Regions from separate parts of the Mus musculus genome. Here all the other regions are linked to region 5. The links are chromatin loops, found by intact Hi-C in ENCODE. Cell type or tissue: left cerebral cortex. All regions are shown on one strand. Region 1 overlaps Mcm3 (minichromosome maintenance complex component 3). Region 2 has its middle 17 kb from the start of Mir133b. Region 3 holds the start of Mcm3 (minichromosome maintenance complex component 3). Region 4 overlaps Pkhd1 (polycystic kidney and hepatic disease 1). Region 5 holds the start of Paqr8 (progestin and adipoQ receptor family member VIII).

Region 1 (4,000 bases), 89 kb after region 5:
GCTGAGATTGCCCCTTCCCTCGCATCCATCTCGAGTGCTCCGATTAAAGGCATGTGTCCCCGTCCCCCAGATTGAGATGTAAATTCCTAATCAAGTCCTTGAGTGGCACTGAGGTGGCTCCATGTCACTGCCGTCCATTCACAATGAGACATTCTTAGGTTTGCCGCCTGGCACAGTCATAAGGCGCAGTAAGGTCTCTAGACTGGAGAAGAGTCATGGGCTTCCATTAAATCCTGTGTGTAAACTGTCTCCTAGCTGTCGTGCTGGCCAGTTTGCTGTGCCGTGTGTAGGATTACCAGTCTCTTGACAGCCTCCAGGTTTCAGAGGCTCCTCGTGCCTGAACTACAGGAAGCTCTGCTTGCAGTGTAGGTTGGTTTAGAAGGATGCTCAGAATATTGGAAAGACACTTTCCCGTGTCAGGCTTGTCTTAGCTGCAGGTGGGTTTGCTGCCATTTTGTTGGTTTAAGACAAGGTGATGTTGGGGGCTTCCTCAGTGCTGGTATCAGACGTGTGCTCCACCAGACTGGCCTCCTACTTCCTCACGCTTTTCCTGTCTTGTGCAGGCTGAAGGCTTTTAAGGCGGCCCTCTTAGAAGTGTTCCAGGAAGCTCATGAGCAGTCTGTGGGCATGCTCCACCTCACAGAATCCATCAACCGGAATAGAGAAGAGCCGTTCTCCTCAGAGGAAATCCAGGCTTGCCTGAGCCGGATGCAGGATGATAACCAGGTCATGGTGTCTGAGGGCATCGTCTTCCTTATCTGAAGTTGTTGCTACCAAGTACTGCCCTGTCCCCAGCCTTTGTCTCCCATCCTCCAGTAACTTTTTTAAGGGATGGAAGCTGATGGTGAGACGATCAGGACTTGGTGGAAGCTTTGTGTATGACTTCTGCCTTGGGGCAAGAGCTGGAGGGAGGGCCAGGACTCAGGCAGAAGGCCTGCCTCACAAGCCCCAGTCCTAAACATGGGGAGTCTTCATGATTTGAGCTGTGTTTCTGGGCACAGCTGTGTCCTGCGTTTGTTACTTGTGTTTTTACCCCCACCCCCAGGCACTTTAGTCCAGGAAGCTTTGAGGTCTGTTGGGCCAAGAGTGGCTCAGGCAGATGACAAGGTTGGATTGGAGAAAGCTTTCTTTGCAATTAGACTAGTATGTATTGTTGACCTAAATATCCAAGACATTCATACTGAGTAAATATAACTATTTTGTACATGTGGACTTCATGCTTTGTGCTTTAAAAAAAATACATTTATTTATTTGTCTGTGTGTATGTGTGTGAGGGTTGGGGCTGAGACCTCCTGGGACACACTTTTGGAGGTCAGTGGACATCTCATGGGAGTTGTCCCCTACTACCATGTGGGTCCTGGGGATCCAACTCAAGGAGTCAGGCCTGGCAGAGGGTTCCTTTACCTTCTGAGCTGCCGTTCAGGCCCGGGCCCACTCGAAGATTTCTTTTACTTTCATTACAAAAACATTGTCGTTAAAATCACACTAGAGAATTCAATGAACTTGTCAAATTTTAGAGTAGCCATGGTACAAGAGGCTACCATCACACGGATTTTATACTTTCCACTCTTGTAGATACATTTATGTACTTATCTACCCACCACCAAAGGGGACAACTTGATGACAGAGTTAGAATAAAATGAGGCTTGCTATCCTTCATAACCCAAGTCCCTTTGTCCTTCCTCATGCCCTAGGGTTTAGCCTTGTCTTCTGCTCTGCTTATGTACGACATGTACATATGTTATTGGCTAGGTTCCCCATGTACAGGAGAACATGTTTATTTCTTTCTGAGGTTGTGACCTCACTTTGTGTGTGTGTGTGTGCGCGCGCGCATGTGTGTGTAAAATCCTACTGTGTGTGTAAAATCCTACAATACGGTTATTTCTTTACGACAGCTGGATTCTATTTTTTCTATGTACCATATTTTTGTTACCCATTCATCCCGGGGGGTGTGGCCAGGGTCCATCTCCCAGCTCTGCATAACCTGGTTGTAGTGGTGCATGCTGATGGCCCCAGCACTCCTGGGGTAGTGCAGCAGACCCTCATCTTTGATGAGCCTAATTTTTGTGGTAGGTGCCTTTAATCCCAGCTCTTGGGAGGGTTCATTTACAGAGTGAGTTTCAGGATAGGCAGTGCTACACAGAGAAAAACAGAACAGTCTAGGCCTTATGGTAGTTTTTAATATTGCAAAACTTGTCTAAAGTGATCTCCCTAATGGCTGTATTCATGTATTGGTACTTTTTGTATGCAGGCGTACTGGATTTCTTTTGTGGGCTTAGCTTCTGCATTTATGTCAAGTCATCACAAGGTGGCAGCAGGCTGCTGTGCTCTCTTGGGGGATTTTCCCTTTGTCTGTAGATTTCCTCAGAAAACCGTCAGCTAAATGTGATAATGTGCAGTGCAAACCAGGCCCTGCTGATTTGGAAAAGACACATAACCATGGCAGTTACTGAAAGTTCAGGGAAACAAACTCTGGCTTCACTGACCCAACAGAGGTCCGTCCCCTTAGAGAACTGGTAATTTATGTCAGAAACTCTCAAAATACTGTCCTTATTCATAGAGGGATCCTTTTGCAGGGTAATTGTGCAGTTATTGGCATTAAGCCTTTTTAAAAAATTGTCTCATAATATTACATTCAGACTGCAGTTTCCCCTACCTCCCCCCAGATCAACTCCCCTCCAAAAGGAGCAGGCCTCCCAGGGACATCATGCAAACATGGCATAACAAGCTGCAATCAGACCAGGCACATATAGTCCCATCAAGGCTGGACACGGCAACCCAGTAGAAGGAAAAGGGTCCTGCAAGTAGGGAGAGTCAGGAGGAGCTCCACTCCCTCAACACCAAGCTACTTAGCCAGCGCATGCAGAGGTTGGACCCCTTTAGGCCTCATCTCTCAAGTTCCCATGAATCCTAGTCAGTTGGTTCTGTGGGCCATGTTCTCTGTGTGTGTCCCTGACCTCTGGTTCCTCCCCTCAGCAAGACTCCCCAGAGCTCTCTCTAATGTTTGACTGTAGGACTCTCTGGAATCTAAAGACTGGGGAACATGGAGCCTGAACCCGCCATCTTCCGGAACCAGGCAAGGCCTCAAGTGGAGGGATTAGCACACACACCATCCTAGCCATGACACCTTCCACCTACAGTTCATCCTGCCTGCAGAGTATCCTTAAAAGCACAAAGCATGTGTTTAGGGTGTAACAAACTTTCAGTTGTGCCAGTTTTCAGCCATCGGCTGAGTAAGTTATGGGGCTGGAGAGTTGGCTAAGAGAGCATACTATTGCAGAGGATGTGAGTTCAGTTCCCAGCACCCATGTTGGGCCTGCTAATAACCTCCTCTGATTCTACTATTTGGAGGATGCACAGACACATTTAAAAGTAAAATAGTAAAAACTGAAAACATCATTGCTTTAAAAAACAAAACACTGAGTTGTCTACATGCTTCATTCCAAAAGAACCTGTTTACACATCCATTGCTTAGTAAAATAGCTAAGGTTTCTGGGGCTTAGAGGGGTAAGGTTTGTCTGTCTTGAGAAATTGGGGCCTGGATGAATAGGGCACCTGGATGAATGAAATGTTGATAGTAATGTGATTTTGTGTAAAAATTATCTTTTATCTGCCTGATGTAGTTGTCATCACATTAAACCTCTGTCTGCTAATTCAGGTGAGCCTAATCTTGGAAGCTTCTCACCTCCATACAGTGTTAGGCCTGTTCGAGAACCCCAAAAGACCACCAAGGAGCCCGTTCTGGTGAAGTCACATTAAGAGTTTTTTTATTGAAGCTGGAGCTTGGACTCAAGCTCACCCGAAGCCCCAGCCCGATTTCAAGCAAGCATTTATAGAAACAAGCAAACAAGCAAAGGGGTTTCTAGCCTGGCACACATCTGATCGGGGGACTCTTCATGGCATTTTGTTGCCCTTTAAAATATTTGGTGCTAGGAGCCAAACCATAAACTTCTGCTTTCCTCCTGTTTTGTGGCTGTTAGGGAGTGAAGTGCTGGGTGCG
Region 2 (4,000 bases), 190 kb after region 5:
CAGTGATAAAAAGCACTGCTAGTGGTCCTAACGTGTCTGAGCTCTCTCTCACTGGTTAAAGTTAATCTCCACTCATGTTTCTCTCAGGAAAGGTGCTACTGCTTCTATCTCAACAGAGCAAGGCTTAGAGGTTAAGAAAAATTTAGGCTAAAGAGTGAGTGACAAGTAGCAGGGACAGAATTTGGACCTAGCCATTCTTATTCTGATCTCAGTGAACATGTAGCATGGTCAGTCTGTGGCCCTGCAGTAAATCTCAGACCTACAAGCCTGGGGTGTAAAAGTATAGGAGACTTATGTTTTTTCCTTCTCCTTGGCAGTATTCTGCAGCAAGCTTTCCACCTCTTTTCCTTTGGTCCCACAAGGGCTGCGCCCAGCCCCCCTCCTCCGCCAGCAGCATCATTTCTTGGGGGTCACCTCAGGCATCTGCAACCCTCTGTTCTGTATGAACCCTGCTGTTTGCTTTTTGGTGCATCTTTAAAGGTTCCAGCTGACATCTGTTGACAGGAGCACAGAAACAGGAAGCTGTTATTTAATGACGTGGAGTTTCAGTTTTGTAAGGGAAGGGTCAGTCAGAAGGTCTGCTATAGTGTTGGGCTTACCTATACCAATAAAAAGAGTTAAGACAGGAAATGTCATGCTGAGTGTTTTCATTTATTAGCAACAGATAAAAAAATCAAAATCAATTAAACATAAGCCCAAATCTTTCAAGTCTGTTTTTTGGATTTTTTTGGTATTGTTGTTTTTGCAAATGTATGGAGTCCTATTTTGTGATGAACAGTTGCCTCTTCTGATATATATAGTATATATAATCTATGATAAAAAAATCAAGTTTTTTGGCCAGTCCTATAATCCTAATCTCTCATTGGCAATATTACTTCAAAGTACCTAGTAATAATATGCATATTAATAGTGTGTTCTTCTGTGTTGCAATTCTCGCAGGCAACTAACATCTTAAAGTGGGCATTGCTGGGCCTCTGACATGAGTATTCAAAGTAGGGCGGCCAGTGCTTTGAACTGAGGGAGATCAGGAGGGCTTAGGATTAGGGTCTGCAGATCCTCTCTCTCCCTTTTCTCCTAATCTGCTTTTTTCTCTAAATGGATTGTAGATTCAGAATTTCCTTTTCTGTAAACCAGAACTCCTTGCCTCTGAAATAAGATTGAAAAACCAGAAAGGTCTATAATTTCCTCTTTTCTCTAGAAGGTCCTTAGGTGTCCTTCTAGAAGGTCCTTAGTTGACCCATGGGAAGGATCGTAGTACGAAGAAACAAACAGAACAAAGGGATCTTTCCGAGTGACCATTCTTTCCATAAGCTCATTGTTGGGTTAAGGTTGAAGTCTACCATTGTCCGGATAGCCTCCTGTGCTTGGAACAAAATGAGGCACTCCCTTTACAAGCAGAGTTCCTCCTTCTCTGACCTTATCTGGGGAGCCCCCAATTCTTATACCATCTACCTGCTGAAGGTCAGGTAGCCTTGGAGAGATTACGGTTCAGCTTCCTTTCTCCTGATAAGAACCTGTCCAGCAAGCACCTGAGATTCCTGGAATTTTTCTCAATGCAAATGCGGCATCCACAGATCTTTAAAATTCTAGCCAATGATTGTCATTTATCCTGAAAACTCCTTCCCAATGTCCAGTATACTCCATATATACTCCTGGTTCACCTTGAATAAAGGTATGTGTACAAGTAAAGAAACATGTACTAGCTAAGTCTTGGAGAGCTGTTTCATAGGAGGATCTTCCTCCCACCCAGGTAATAAGTGAGGAAGGCTGATGTTATTCTCTTTCCACCAAGTTCCGGGGGAGGGGACTGATTTATTGCCTAGACCCCCTCAAAAGGCTTACACATACACATGCTTCATAAATACTCTGAAAAGACACCCTTGATAAAGGAAGGATTCTCTCTGAGCTTTCTTTCCTGTTGTCAACTGCTGTCATCTGGTGGCAAGTTTGAGGAATAGCAGAAGACACCAGGGCAGAGACTAATTTGTTCTTTTCATATCAGTGAACACGCCACTTCCAACATATGAGCATTAGATAGCTCTTGACAAACCTGGACTTTATTAGCTATCAGCTGTCTTCCAGTTATAACACTAATAACTAGTATTTAGTAAACACGTACAGGATCATTGTAAGTGCTTCACATTTAATATTTATGAGGCCTTGTGCTGGCTAGTTTTATGTCAACTTGACACAAGCTATAGTCATCTGGGAGAAGGAAGCTTCAATGTAAAAAATGCCTCCATAAGATTGGGCTGTAAGCAGACAAAGCTGAAGAACATTTTCTAATTAGTAATTGATTAAGAGAGGGGCAGTCCATTGTGAGTGGGGACATCCCTGGGATGGTGGTCCTGGGCTCTACTAAAGTAAGTTGGGCAAATGATGGTGGTGGTGGTGGTAGTGGTCATGGTAGGGGTGATGATGGTGGTAGTTTGAATGAGAATGGTGACCATAGGTTTATGTATTTTAATGCTTGATCACCTGGGAGTGAATTGTTTGAAAGGATTAGAAGGATTGGAGTAGGTATGACCTTGCTTTAGGAAAATGTATCCTTGGGGGTGTGCTTTGAGGTTTCAAAAGCTCATGCCAGGTCTAGTATTGGTCTCTCTACCTGCTGCCTGAGGATCAGGATACAAAGCTTTCAACTGTTGGGTGTAGTTTTAGTCTACCACCTTTGGTCTGGGAGGTGACCACTCACCCACAGCCTTTGAATCTGAGGATAAAACACACACACACACACACACACACACACACAATTTGTTACTTTACAACTTGCTTCCTAGGCACAATTGCTGGGCGTTACTATCTCTGGCCTGGAAAAGCTTGTCCTTATCATTTTTATTACTTCTGTCTTTCCACTTGCCCTAAACTTCAGTGGCTAGTCCCACCTAGCCCCTGCCAAATATCCTTGGCCACCTTTCTATAGTGAAGACTACAGGCTCCAGCTCCACCCCCTTCACTGTCCCTGAAACCTCACATAGTTGCTGTGTTCTTCTTCCTCCAAAGCATGGCAGAAAAATTTCTCTCCTTCCTTGCATCTGCCTTTTCCTCCTGGGACCTGGAAGTCCCACCTGTACCTTCCACCCAGCAATTGGTCCCTGATTGTCTTTACTGACAAATCAAGAACCATTTGGGGGAATAAGATCTTAGCATCAGAACTGCCCCCTTCACTCAACTACTCCAACAGCATGAATGCCTGCATGTTACCATATTCCCTGTCAGGATGATAATGGACTAAGCCTTTGGAACTGTAATCAAGCCTCCAATTAAATTCTTTCTTTTACAAGAACTCCCTGGGTCGCAGTGTCTTTTCACAGCAATAGAACACTAACTAATACAAAAAAGCCAAGAGGAGCACACCAGTAAGCCTAACTCCTCCATGGCCTCTGCATCAGTTCCTGCCTCTATTCCTCTTTGGAATTTTGAAACAGTTATTCCTACAGCTTTTAAAATATATACTTAGAAGTGCAGAGATCTTGGGCAGTAGAAAACCATTGCTTTTATATTTAGAATAGAATGGTTTAGATTTAAAGTAACATTTTTTTCATAAGATCTTTAAAACTTCTCTCTCTCTTTCATCTCTTATTTCTCTGTGCTCAGTCTAATAGAGACAATAAAGAAAGAAGATCCTATACAATTCATTTTGAAGTTCATAGCCACACTTTTTGTCAAACACACTGATGATTTTAGACATATTTATACTGTTGTTTTTGCTATATTATCTCAATGATGCTGTTGTATGTTTATAATACATGAAGTATTTTGAGTTTTAGTCATGGTGGTAAATTTATTCCAAACATTTAAAACTACTCATTTCTGTCACCTACTGTACAGCAGATGTCTTATAACTGCCAAAGTAACCCAGATGTTCGTCGGGGAGGAACATGCTAGGAGAGGAGCTACATTCATTACTTTTGGTCCTACTGCATATTCATTTAAGTATAAAATTGTCTTTTCACTCACTGATTTCCCCAATTTTAATGACAGAAAATCATGGCTAGTG
Region 3 (4,000 bases), 71 kb after region 5:
AGCTTGAGCTCAACATTTGAGAAGGCAATTGTGGGATTCTCATAATTCTTGGGCTGCATTTCAAACCCAGACTACGAGAACGTGTTCTTGAACGCGACACTAGGCACCAACTGAGACTCCTCTAGGGCTCCACCCTGCACCTTCTTGGTGTCAGTCATTTTAAGCTACAACAACTCATTGAGCATCATCACAGCATCAGCCACCACCTTGGCAAAGAAGGCCTTCTGCTGGGAGATCAGCTTGGAGCTCAGGGCTTGGAGCTCAGGGCTGTCACTGCACACTTCCCTAGCATCTTCCTCTCTTCTACTTTATCTTGCTTCTTTATAGTCACAGCTATCTCTTTGATTTTGGGTGGCTGTGCAGAAAGCTCAGATGATGATCTGAGGGCATAACCCTTCCTTCACACAGGACTTCACCTGCTTCAGAAACTCCTCAGCCAGCAGGATCACCACGGTGGTGCCATCACTAGTGTCAGTGTCTTCGGATCCGGCAATGTCCACTAAAGTCTTTGCTGCAGGATGTCCACCATCGAGGAGTTTCAGAAGTAGAAATTGTTGTTTTGCCTTGGCCATCCACAATAAGTTGCCATGAGGACCCAGGGTGGTCTTATAGCCCCAGCAATCACTTGGCAAACACAGACAATGTTACTCACGAGCTGTTACTCATGAGTTGAGGAATGCCTTGAGAGCTATCAGTCCCCTCTTTCAACAGGATAACATGGTGGGCATCATCTTGGAAGCGGCATCCGGTACCCATAACTCATCTGTTCTCCACTTCAGGGTCGCCCACTCCAAGTGTTTTCTTTGGGCTGGAGACAGAAAAAAAGGAAGTACTTTGTATACTTTGCAATGCCTTGATTTTGACTGTTTCTGCATGCTGCTTTCCAGGCAGCCTCTTAGCAATTATTTCACCTTGTAAATCAGCCTTGGCCCATTAGTGCCTAAGGCAGAAAGCCAACAGATAGCAAGCAAAGCAAGCATGTGAACAGCAGTGGAACCCTTAGATATACTAACTATGCTTTTTTTTTTTTTAACAATCTGATTTTCTGCTTATCTATCTCATGACCTTGTGAAAGTGGGGAGAAATACGAATTATATATCTCTGTGTCTTCAAGGTTACAGATCAAGATACAGCAAATCAAGGCTGTGTTAAAGGCAATAGCATGATTCCGTGAATAAAATTTGTCTTTACACCATTTCTAACTTGCTCTTGGAATACTAGTGATGGCTTACTGGAGAATTTTGAATTCAGATTCCTCATTTTGTATAGGAGGAAATGAAGGCTAGAAGACAAAGTGTGTTAGAATCAATAATATGGAGGCTAAAGAGATGGGTCAGTGGGTATCCTGTTCGTCTTTCAAAAATACAAGGTGGAGAAAGATTGAGGAAGACACCGGATATCAACCTTTGGCCTTCATTTGTACCTGTGCATATGGGGTGCAAACTTAGACCTCCCCCCTCAGTAAATCCTAACTTCCGATTTGACAAAACTTCCTACAGGCAAAGAAAAAAAAAAAAGAAAAGAAAAACAGGGGGTGAGGTGGGAAGGACCACAACTCCCAGAATGCAGTGCTTCCTAGCCTTCCTGTTGCTCAATTTCCAGGGGGTGGGTTTTGAGCGTCCTCTCTGTACCATTGGTCAGACTTCCTATTAGGGCGGAGAAAGTGACCATTTCTCTCCAATCCAGGCACGGAATGAAAGGCTATTGAAGTGGTTAGCCAATCATAACGCGTCTCTGCTCCATGCTTCCTCCACCATAAACTTCCGTGGCGGGAAAACTTGGGAAGTTTTGGCGCCAAGGCGGTGTCACGCGTTTCCGGACTGTTTGGTGGCCGGCGATTTCGGAGCTGCGACATGGCGGGCACAGTAGTGCTGGATGATGTGGAGCTGCGGGAAGCGCAGAGAGACTACTTGGACTTCCTGGATGACGAGGTGAGGCTCGGGCCGCGAGCCCGGTGCTGGGGTCCCGCGGGTGACCGGGCACGGCTGAGGGGGTTCCCGCGGGTGACCGGGCACGGCTGATGGGGTTCCCGCGGGTGACCGGGCACGGCTGATGTGGTCCCCGCGGGTGACTGGGCACGGTGCTGGGGTCCCGCGGGTGACCGGGCACGGCTGAGGGGGTTCCCGCGGGTGACCGGGCACGGTGCTGGGGACCCCGCGGAGGACCAGGGCCGCTGATAACTTCTTTTCTCTGCAACTTCCTGTTATCTTTTTTTCTCTCCTAAAGATGTACCTCCAGATTTTAAAAGTTACATTCTTTTCATGTATTAGTTTCGTTATGAAATTTCATAAACACATAATGTATTTTGGTCATATTTCTTTCTTATCACTCCCTCTTATAATTACTGCTACTGATCCCCATAGCCTACTTGACATGGTACCCAGGCCTTGTGCTTGCCGTCTTCCTCTGAGCAGCCTATTTTTCTTGAAACCTCTTACATTAGGATATGTTAACTATACATACGGGTTACATTATGAAACTTCATAAGCACATAATGTATTTTGATCATTTTCATTTTCTCATTATCTCCTCTTGTCATTTTCTTGCTCCTGTATATCTTCATGAGTTACTAGGGTTTTCTCCAAAGTAATTTAGTTTGTCTCTAAATTCATGTGTTCCCCCCAAACCCCACACAACTTGCAAGGAGACTGGTCAGGTGTAAACAGGCTCTTCTTTGGAAAAGCTAATGTAACTGGCTCAGAGCCCTCAGATTTAATGACTGGCCTGATGCTGGTGAGGGTAGGAGCGAGACTAACAATTTATGACAGCTCTCTTTTTAGTGAATCAAGTGTTTTGTATGCAGGTAAAATGGGTTTAAGTGTAATCCAAAATTTAAAGCTATAGGATGTTGATGAGCCCTGGAAGTTTGTTGATCAATGAAAAGCAATTTAAATTTGAATTTTAAGAGTATTTAAATTACATTTCAAATATACATCATGATTTTGAAATATGTCTACAGTCAGGTGTGCTAACATCCAGATTTTAAAGTTAAATTTTCATATTGCAAGTTTTTTTGTTTGTTTTTACTAAGTCTTTAAGACTTAGGCCATTCTAATTCCCAATTAAAATGTAAGCATATAGGAGAACTGTTAATGATCATGATAGTATGTGATAGGGCATGCTGGACAGGAGGAAAGGGTTGTCTGCAGCTGTCTACTTCCTGGGCACCGTTGAGACATATATCAACATGCTGGCATCCTCATGTGTAAGTGACATAGTGGCTAGTGTCATCTTTGCTGGTGTAGGCTTTAAGTAGCTCCCAAGTCCCTGCTTAGGACTTTTGAATACCTTTATGCTGACCTCCCATGGTATAAATAGAACCCTCCCCCACCCCCACGATCAGTAACCCCTTTATAAATTGAATGCTCAGTGGTCCTTAATGCTCTATTGATAGAGACAGCAGGTGTGTTCTCCTTGTCCAGAAAGGCATACACCTGTTTTATAATGTAGGAAAGAACATTTTTCCGCTGAAAGACAGAAGTACGTTACACCAGAGGGCAAGAACACAGAACTGACCACCCAGCCTTTATGTAATATGTCCTTAAGTACCCCCAAGTTCTTGATGCAGTTGTAGACCCCACTGCTGAGCTTGCCTGCCTTCTGACCTTCTAATATTACTGGAATCCCTTAGATTCAGGACAGGCTTACTCTCACTCGACGATACCCCTTTCTACCAGTGTTTACAGCTTGTCACTGTGTACCCATCTGCTTGCTTGTTCTTTTGGCTGTTGCTCTTGAAGGAATCTTACTCTGTAGCCTAGCTTTGGACTCAGAGGTGATCCTCCTGCCTCCGATGCCTGAGTGCTGGAATTGTAGTTTAGCTCCATGCTCTACCTGAATTCAATTTTTCCTCTTTGTATCTCCTAGGCAGCTTTAGAGATCCAAGCTTGCTATGAATAAAACCAAGACCCTGTAGAAAGGGGACCCTCAGTTTCTTAGGTGACATTGACTTTATGATTCTTAGAGTCTCTTAATAGATTGTAGGTGAGGTCTGAGGCCA
Region 4 (4,000 bases), 280 kb after region 5:
AACTTTTTCTATAGTCCTTGTTTTTGGGCTAGTAGATATAATTCTTACTAGATTTCATTGTTCTATCTTCCCTAAGGGATTGTGTCTTGGTGACTAATGGTTGCTTGTATTACAATTACACTTTTCCTCTAATCATGCTTCCGGTTTCTCTGAGTTTAGTAATCTGTATTTTCTTATGATACTTTTTGTCTTTTTCGAATGAAAGTATGTAATCATCTCCGGGGTCTGAGAACTGTATGATGTGGCTGACATGTTGATGTGAATGGGTTTCCATCAGTCTTAGGTGTGTAGTGAGCTACCTAAATGGTTTTTATACATAATGCCCTGGGCTAGTTCACAGGCAATGCCTGGTTTACCCTTGGAATTTCTTGACATGGAAATGAAACAGGTTTCTACAGATAACACATAACACTTGATTTGTTTATTATCATATGGAGGTACTGAGTAATTTTTGCTAGCCTCCTGGAAGTGGCTTTGCCTTGACCAAGACATATCTGGGAATATCTTCAAGATGTTATTAAACCAGGTGTAACCTAGTATTTAAAGTTCCTACTCCCTTTGTCTCCTAAAGGAAGTTCTACAACTCTCTCACTTTAGTCTGTCTATGATCATTCAAAGCAAAAATCATGATTGCCTTGGATGCATTTGGGGACTGATTCTGATTATATACCCAGAAGAGCTCAAAGCAGAAAACTCGAATACAATAATAATAAGAAGAAAGGAATCAGGCACATCTTAAGTTTTTCCTCGGGCTGGAGAGGTGGCTCAGTGGTTAAGAGCACTGAGTGCTCTTCCAGAGGTCCTAAGTTCAATTCTCAGCAACCCCATGGTAGCTCACCACCATCTAATGGGGTCTGATGCCCTCTTCTGGTGTGTCTGAAGAGTGAAACAGCATACTCACATAAAATAAATTAAAAAAAGTTTTTATTAGATATTTTCTTCATTTATATTTCAAATGCTATCCCGAAAGTCCCCTATCCCCCCTCCCCCTCCCCTGCTCCCCTACCCACTTCCACTTCTTGGCCCTGGTGTTCCCCTGTACTGGAGGAAAAAAAGCGTTAAAAACTTTTTTTAAAAAAAAGTTTTCTCCTCTTCCCAAGAAGTAGGAATATATAATATAAGTCGTAACCTTTCCGTTTCAATGTGACCGTCTGAATAAAGAGTGTAAAAGAGAAGAGAGGCATTGTGGGTTCAAGCATATCTTTGAGATTATTTCTAAGGGAAGCAGAAATTCAGGACTGTCCTGATGAACATTGGGATCCTGGATTGGTAAAACGAGAGCCATCCATTTTTCTTAAAGTAGGACTCTGAAGGTATATTCTCTGGACCAATAATGCCTGAATAGAAGTGAACACCTTGAACCAGAAACTCTGGTAATAGGGCCCACTGATCCGTGCTTCATCTGGCCAGTGGATTGTATGTACACCCTAAAGTCTGCTTTAAAGTATTGGATGTGCTACCATATTGTACATCACCTTCACAACCGACATGTTCTCTGATTGATAGAGCCTTACTCGAGTTTCCAGTTTGAACCCGCAGAAGGTAGCCTTGCAGGAGGAACATGGATCACAGTTGTATTTGACGGTAGGTTTGGGCTTTCCTGAATTTGGGTGTTGAATTGATTGATGTAAAAATCCAAAGAATTATAAATTCTCGCTTCTTTGTTTAAGAACAGATGAACAGAGACCCATCTCTGTCTTTGCAGATGCTAAGTAGTCAGTGTCACAGCAGAGGCCACTGTAGCATCAACATCCTCACGGTGGGATGCTTGTGAAGACGAAATAACATGGAAGTGGACAGCATAGGAATACTACTCCCTCTTGGCAGTTGCCCTTACAAGTGATTCTGTTAGGAACCCCTAAACCATGCCTTACCATGCCCGTTTCCACCATAGCACAAATCAACTTGGAGGAATGAAATGCTCTTTCCTAGGGATTAGGCAGACATGAAGAGAGAGAGAGGGGGAGAAAACATTTATAGGCTCATAGAACTTTTGTAAAACAGTGTAATTGCCTTTGGAAATGAGGATTAATTTTATCCTCAGGCAAACGCAATATCTTACATTGCCCTCTTGTGGCCAATATTTGCATTGCCCTGCGTTGTCTTCGCAGCCTGAGATTTCTCCTTGTGTTTAGGTTTGGATAGAAGTATTCTTTACCCCAACAATGGCTCTCAGCTGCAGATAGACCTGGTGAGTGTGGCAATACCTACCTTGAGGATCCCCTGTGACGTCTCTCCGGCCTTCGTGGATTTGCCTGTGGTGACATGCCAGACGAGGTACACTTGCCTAAAGTATAAAACCTGGCAGGCCAAACAGTCTTTGCTCTGCTTAGCAGTTTTGGGTGCAATGCTAGAAAACTCCTGCAGTGACTAAAATTATCAGGTGTGACTGTAAAAACATTCTCTGTGGATACACTCATATGCTTAAAAAATTCTTTTCCTCTAATCTCTCTTGGAGGAGAAAACAGAAAAAAAGGTCTGGCTATGGCAAAAAAAGACACATGAAAGAAAGCAAAAATTAACAGTATCACAAGCAAAAGCCACCACTCATCAATGGCCTTTTCGTCTGTAGAACTTTACATTTTGTCTGTTTTACTTTAATTTCATTTTGGGGATCATAATATAATATAATCACATTGCTTTTCCTCCCTCTGAACACTCTCACAGACCTTCCCTTGCTCTTTCAAATTTATGCTCCTCTTTTCCCATTAATGTTACACACACACACACACACACACACACACACACACACACACACACACACACCTAAATATTACCTGCTCAGGCTGTATAATGTTACTTGTACGTACGCATGTTTTCAGGGTTTGGCACTGGATAAGGAGATGGTGTGTTTTTTCCTGGAAGACAGTCTCTCCCACTCTTAGCTTTCTTCAGGTGCCTATAGTTCTCTGTGTAGGGTTGAGATCTCCTGGGCTCTCCCCCATTTGCTTTGACATGCTTATTGTCTTTGTTTGGCTCACATTTGGGTAGTCACATTGGTGAGGCTTGGTGAAACTTTATGGGCGTAGCATCTGACATCACTAGGAGACAAAATCCCATAGCAGACTCTGACCAGACGTCTGGCTTTTACAATCTTTCTTTACTTTCTTTAAAAAAATCTTTTAAAACATTTTTATTGGTCATTTTATTTATTTACATTTTAACCGTTATGCCCCTTTCCAGTTTCCCCTCCACAGCCCCCCTATTCCCTCCCCTTCCCCCTGACTCTATGAGGGTGCCCCCCCCCACACCTACTCCTGCCTTTCTTCCATAGAATTCCACTATACTGGGGCATCAAGCCTTCACAAGTCCAAGGGCATCTCCTCCCATTGATGCCAGATAAGGCCATCCTCTGCTACATATGTGGCTGGAGCCATGAGTCCCTCCATGTGTACTCCCTGGTTGATAGTTTAGTCCTTTGGTGCTCTGGGGGTCTGGTTGATTGGTATTGTTGTTCTTCCTATGGGGCTGTAAGTCCATTCAGTTCCTTCAGTTCTCGCCCTAACTCTTCCCTTGGGGCCCCCAAGCTCAGTCTGATAAAGATCTCAGCATGAGATACATGAGCAATTCACAAATGGGAAGCATCGTCATTTAACCTGTCACAGGGGAAACAATGCATACATGTTCACCTTTCTTTCTTATATGTGTGGTGCTGTGCAGTCAGGAACTAAACCTGATCGAAAGGAGGATGGCTGTCTATTGGGGGTGTGCGTGTCAGGGAATCTAACATGAGAAAGGAGGGAAGAGATCTATTCATACATAAATAATTAATTATTAACTCCTCTGTGACTTTAAAAACAGATTCTATGTATTTCTTGCCACCTACTCTTCTGGGGTGTCATTTTTCCCTTTGTCCTAGAACTTGCAGGTGTGCTAGTAAGTTACCAACATGAGATCTCTCCAATATTTAAATGTATGCTCTTAGTGCTCTATGAACTTGCATCTTAGAACTTCCTTTAATTGTGTCCCATAGCTTTAGGTATGCTGTCTTTTAGTTCCC
Region 5 (4,000 bases):
CTTCTTGCTTCTAAGTTGATTATCTCGGGTGTTGGTTGCTATTCTAAATCTGCAACTTCTGGGTAAGCACTAATTAAAAAAAAGAAAGAAAGAAAAAGTGGCATGCTTACCGGAAGCCCTCCTTTGAATTGTTAAAACCTTCCAGAGAATCATCACTGTTGTCATAGTTTATATTAAAACCCCAGCTCTCCAGAAGCCCAAGCTGACCTCATACTGACTTGGACTCTGCCAACTGCAGGTCTGCAGGCACTGGGGCAAGCAGCAAATGTGCTGCAGAATCTGCAAGCAGGTCCAAAGCAGGCGCTCCGGGACTATTCTCAGCAATGACAGCATTACTACATTTAGTACCCAGCTTGCCCAGGGAATGCTTTTGAAGGGGAGAAATAGTCCTCTGACTGTATACATACAAACATATTCATTTTAATACTTGAATTAAAAAAAATGAAAGCGTCAGCTGGCTTTGTGTCGAAATGAGTAAACACACTGCTTGCAATAATGATATTGTGGATCTTTCATGCAAGGGTCAGGTAGTTTAAAAAGCTCTGGGTATGTGCTCTGCGCAGCCAAGTGTGTTCCATTCAGATATGGCATTTTGCAATGAAAGTGTGCTTTGCATAGTTCTTAAAGCTTTCCCTTTCCTGAAAGAAAAAGGAAACATGAAAAGAAAAGCAAAAGAAAATTTAAAAAGCAATACTAACATCCTCAACAACAAAACAAAACAACAACAACAAAAACCACACTGGGCTACCCAGTGTGGAGCACAGTTCCAGTTTTAGGGAGACAGAAGCAGGTGGATTTTTATAAATTCAAGGCCAGCCTGGTCTGCATACAGAATTTCCAGCCAGCCAGGAATACACAAAAGACCCTGTCTCAAAACAAAAGAAAAACCCACCAAATGTTAGTTTCCAAATAGCTCTAGGGGATTGAAGCTGTAGACAGAGATAGAATATTTGCTTAGCATGTGCTAGGCTCCGTGTTTAATCCCCTGCATTATAGAAGAAGAAAAAAAAACCAAAATTTCTAAGTGTGTTGACACATACTTCTAATCCCAATACTTGGGAAATGGAGACAGAACGATTAGCTACGTAGTTAAGTTTGAGACCAAAACTGGGCTACATGAGACCTTGTCCCAAAACAACAAAGTTAAAAAAACAAAAACCCTCAGCTTTCTCGGAGAGTGGGCATCTCAGTGTGTGCCAGAGAATGAACCTGGCCTCATAGCCTAGAAGGAAAGATATTCTTTCCAAACCCAAGTACCTTCCAATGCAAAGAAATCACAGAAAAAAACCTGAGTCAGTTGTCACACCCAAATAAATTACCACAAATAATAGCAATATACCTTAGGTAACAAGATGCTCAGCATTATTTTAACTAAATGTAACAACTTGTATACCCAAGATAAACAATAGAGAACAGATTACGCTTAGGTCATGGTTTGAGATTTGCACTTAGACCTAGCCTCTGAGATGCCAGGGATGGACGGGTACAAGGGTGGAACAGCCCAGGCATGGGAGCAGACTATGAATAACCTTAACAGGGGAATTGTAGCTAGTGCCTTCTGTAAAGGTGACTTTTTACTAGCTGCGGGAGACAAACCTTCACTAATGCAAACACGGAGTACGGGACACTGGAACACTAAAGTTTGCCTGTGGCATGCTGTGTGCTTGTTGACGTCCCTCAGAAGCTGTCTCTCACTGGACAAGAACAAATAGGACCTACGGATTGTAACTCTACACACACCTACATCATACGTGCTCTGCCCAAAGCGCAAAAGGTAGATATCCCGTGTGTATCGGAAATCTCACTTGAAGACCATTCCTTTCACCTTAGTCTCTCCTCGTCGCACCCCCAAGCAAAACCATTTCTAACCCAGGTCAGAAATATGAGGTGCAACGTACGCAAGACAAAGTGCTCACCAGGACCAAGGGTCTCTCTAGTATTCCTGGGTACCTATAACTACTCAGAGAGTTGAGGCAGTTGGCTGCTTCCTTGCTCTTGGCAACTGATCACCCTTTCATAGGTCCCCCAGTACTCCTAGACTCGCGAACGCTGCTGGGTCCTCACTTGTCCTGTCTAGGGTTCCTCAATCTGCTGTCAAGGGAATACCCTCTTGAGGTGTCCACGGCCACCTCCACTGAAAGGACAGCATTCTCAACTGGCTGATATACTCCCAGCACTGTCCCGCCGGCCACCTCCGCCCCTTTGTGCTTTCCCACCGCTCGGTCTACCATAGCCTCTAAATCTGAAACCTACAGCTATCAGCACAACTCTCTGCGGTGTCTCCTTGGAGAATCCCGCTCCATCTTCCTCAAGAAGTTCATGCCTCTCTCACCTTACTCTTTCCGGGAGGGGGGTTCCCCTCTCTTGGGCACCCCCTTCCGCCCTGTTCTTCCTCTACTCGGCATTCCCCTCCGGGATTCCGTTCCCCTCTGCCCTGTGGAGGGCGCCCCAAGAATGCGCACAGGACTACTCCTCCTTTACATCCTTCCTCTCCGGTTCTCTGGGCTCAGACACCCTCAATTCACGGTCGTGACATCTACTTCAAATCCCCGCTCCCCAGGCTCCTCACCATCGCAGTCCGGATTTCCTAGCCCTTCAGGGCTCTGCAGTTCCCCAACTCCACGGTTTGGACTGTCTGCTGTGCATTCTGAAAGCCGATATTAAAACTCTAACATTGGGTCCCAGCTCGGGCCGCTAGGTTCCGGGCACCTGGCAATGAGGGTCTACATCCTCCCTACAGGTCGGGTCAGGCGCTCCTCTACGCCGAAATCCTGACGTCCCCGCCTCCCGGCTCTGGCAGAGACTCCCCAGCATCTCAGTGGAGACCTGCACCCTGCCCGACCCCCACCCCCACAGTCGGGACTTACGAACACCAGCGCGGCCGAGCTCCTGCAGCCCAGCTCCGCCAGCCGCACTCCCGACTCCAGCTCCGGGAGAGCTCTTTCTGAGCCTCCCCGACCGCCGAGGGCTCTGCACCCGAGAGCGGCCGGGAGGAGGGGACAACCCGGATGGCGACGCCCAGCTCCGCCCTTTCCCGGCCCAGGGGAGGGCTGCCCAGCCCGGTGCACACTCTGCTGCTACAGCCACCGCAGCCCAGCCGAGGAAGTTGACTGACGCCGCTTCCTTCCATCCTTCCACCCACCTTTAGACCCTCGCACCCACCCCCAGACCTTCTTAATTGCAAACCCCTCGGGGGCTTGAGACAGCCAGGGATGCGGTTTGCGCTCTGTGTTCTTTCCCAAAACCATTTCCTAAATCCCTTGGGGGGGGGGGGGTGGATAAAAAAACTTCATCTGCCATTTCCAATCCTGGCCTTCTTTCCTCTCATTGCTCTAGGGTGAACTCGGTATAATGCCCAGGAAATCACGCTGTGCATCCCATGAAGGCCCTGCGGACACATTTTCACATCCCCGTGCAAGACTCATACTTCTGCTGCGGTTGCATGTGTGAGTGCATCATGCATGTCACTGGACACACGTATGCTGTGCCAAGCAGACCCCTCTACCCGCCCCACCCCACCCCCATGTAACCTCCATTCACTAAGTCTGCCCGCAGTGACTGCAGTTGTTCTTCACCCACAATACACCCTGTATGCACCATAATTTTTTTTTTCAATCCATTTAGGAAGTAGGACCATCAGTTAACAAATTGAATTGGCTTTGCTGCTGAAAAGCTGCCAGCATCGTTCAGAAGAAAGGGAATGGAAAGGTCAGATCCCGGGAAGATGGCCTGTGTCAGCTCGCCTGTACGAAGAAGGCCCATCTTTCCTACTGTTCTGAGACAGTTCTGGACTGAGTTTGGGCTCTTTTCATTTAAACCCACCCTGTTCCAGGGAAGAATCTAACCATGTTTTTACCATTCCCAGTATTTAAAAATCTGTTATTTGGTGTATCTTCAGCAAAATATCTGGAAGCAAAGTGAACTGTTCATACAGTGGGATTTCGTTCACTCCGTAAATGAAGATGTTTGGATTCTGGGATGTTATGGGCAGGCTGAAGCA

Evidence for each region. Hi-C counts contacts between places; a loop is a spot of excess contacts. Peaks named below come from ENCODE experiments on the same cell type or tissue, not always from the same donor. Only the 100,000 strongest peaks of a DNase experiment are listed, where the experiment ranks them.
Region 1: a loop joins it to region 5, with 2.0 times the contacts of the local background. A loop is called at or near these places in 4 of 42 quality-filtered maps.
Region 2: a loop joins it to region 5, with 3 times the contacts of the local background. A loop is called at or near these places in 4 of 42 quality-filtered maps.
Region 3: a loop joins it to region 5, with 2.4 times the contacts of the local background. A loop is called at or near these places in 16 of 42 quality-filtered maps.
Region 4: it touches region 5 in a loop (4-fold over the local background); 12 of 42 quality-filtered maps call a loop at or near these places.

The regions. Positions count from the first base shown.
Region 1 is chr1:20,800,218-20,804,217 of GRCm38, reverse strand. Mcm3 (minichromosome maintenance complex component 3) reads left to right here. Exons shown (of 17, transcript NM_008563.3): 17 at 564-1,250. The coding sequence ends at 762. Among named protein-coding and RNA genes, the nearest start is that of Il17f, 18 kb to the right of the region's middle. In left cerebral cortex, a CTCF peak has its summit at 2,305 (motif pointing right); a DNase peak (open chromatin) is centred at 2,331.
Region 2 is chr1:20,698,138-20,702,137 of GRCm38, reverse strand. No RefSeq gene overlaps it. Among named protein-coding and RNA genes, the nearest start is that of Mir133b, 17 kb to the right of the region's middle. In left cerebral cortex, a CTCF peak has its summit at 1,947 (motif pointing left); a DNase peak (open chromatin) is centred at 1,930.
Region 3 is chr1:20,818,062-20,822,061 of GRCm38, reverse strand. It overlaps Mcm3 (minichromosome maintenance complex component 3), which reads left to right and starts at 1,750. Exons shown (of 17, transcript NM_008563.3): 1 at 1,750-1,931. The coding sequence starts at 1,854. It also overlaps the pseudogene Gm20587. In left cerebral cortex, no CTCF peak of the experiment used is centred here; a DNase peak (open chromatin) is centred at 1,665; H3K4me3 peaks cover 917 bases.
Region 4 is chr1:20,610,979-20,614,978 of GRCm38, reverse strand. It overlaps Pkhd1 (polycystic kidney and hepatic disease 1), which reads left to right. Exons shown (of 67, transcript NM_153179.3): 3 at 1,507-1,584; 4 at 2,136-2,277. Among named protein-coding and RNA genes, the nearest start is that of Pkhd1, 5.1 kb to the left of the region's middle. In left cerebral cortex, a CTCF peak has its summit at 2,075 (motif pointing left); a DNase peak (open chromatin) is centred at 2,093.
Region 5 is chr1:20,889,554-20,893,553 of GRCm38, reverse strand. Paqr8 (progestin and adipoQ receptor family member VIII) reads right to left here and starts at 3,006. Exons shown (of 3, transcript NM_028829.4): 1 at 2,868-3,006. 6720483E21Rik (RIKEN cDNA 6720483E21 gene) reads left to right here and starts at 3,081. Exons shown (of 4, transcript NR_040492.1): 1 at 3,081-3,446; 2 at 3,625-3,708; 3 at 3,899-4,000. In left cerebral cortex, a CTCF peak has its summit at 2,432 (motif pointing right); DNase peaks (open chromatin) are centred at 304, 2,445 and 3,002; H3K4me3 peaks cover 3,538 bases; H3K27ac peaks cover 2,849 bases.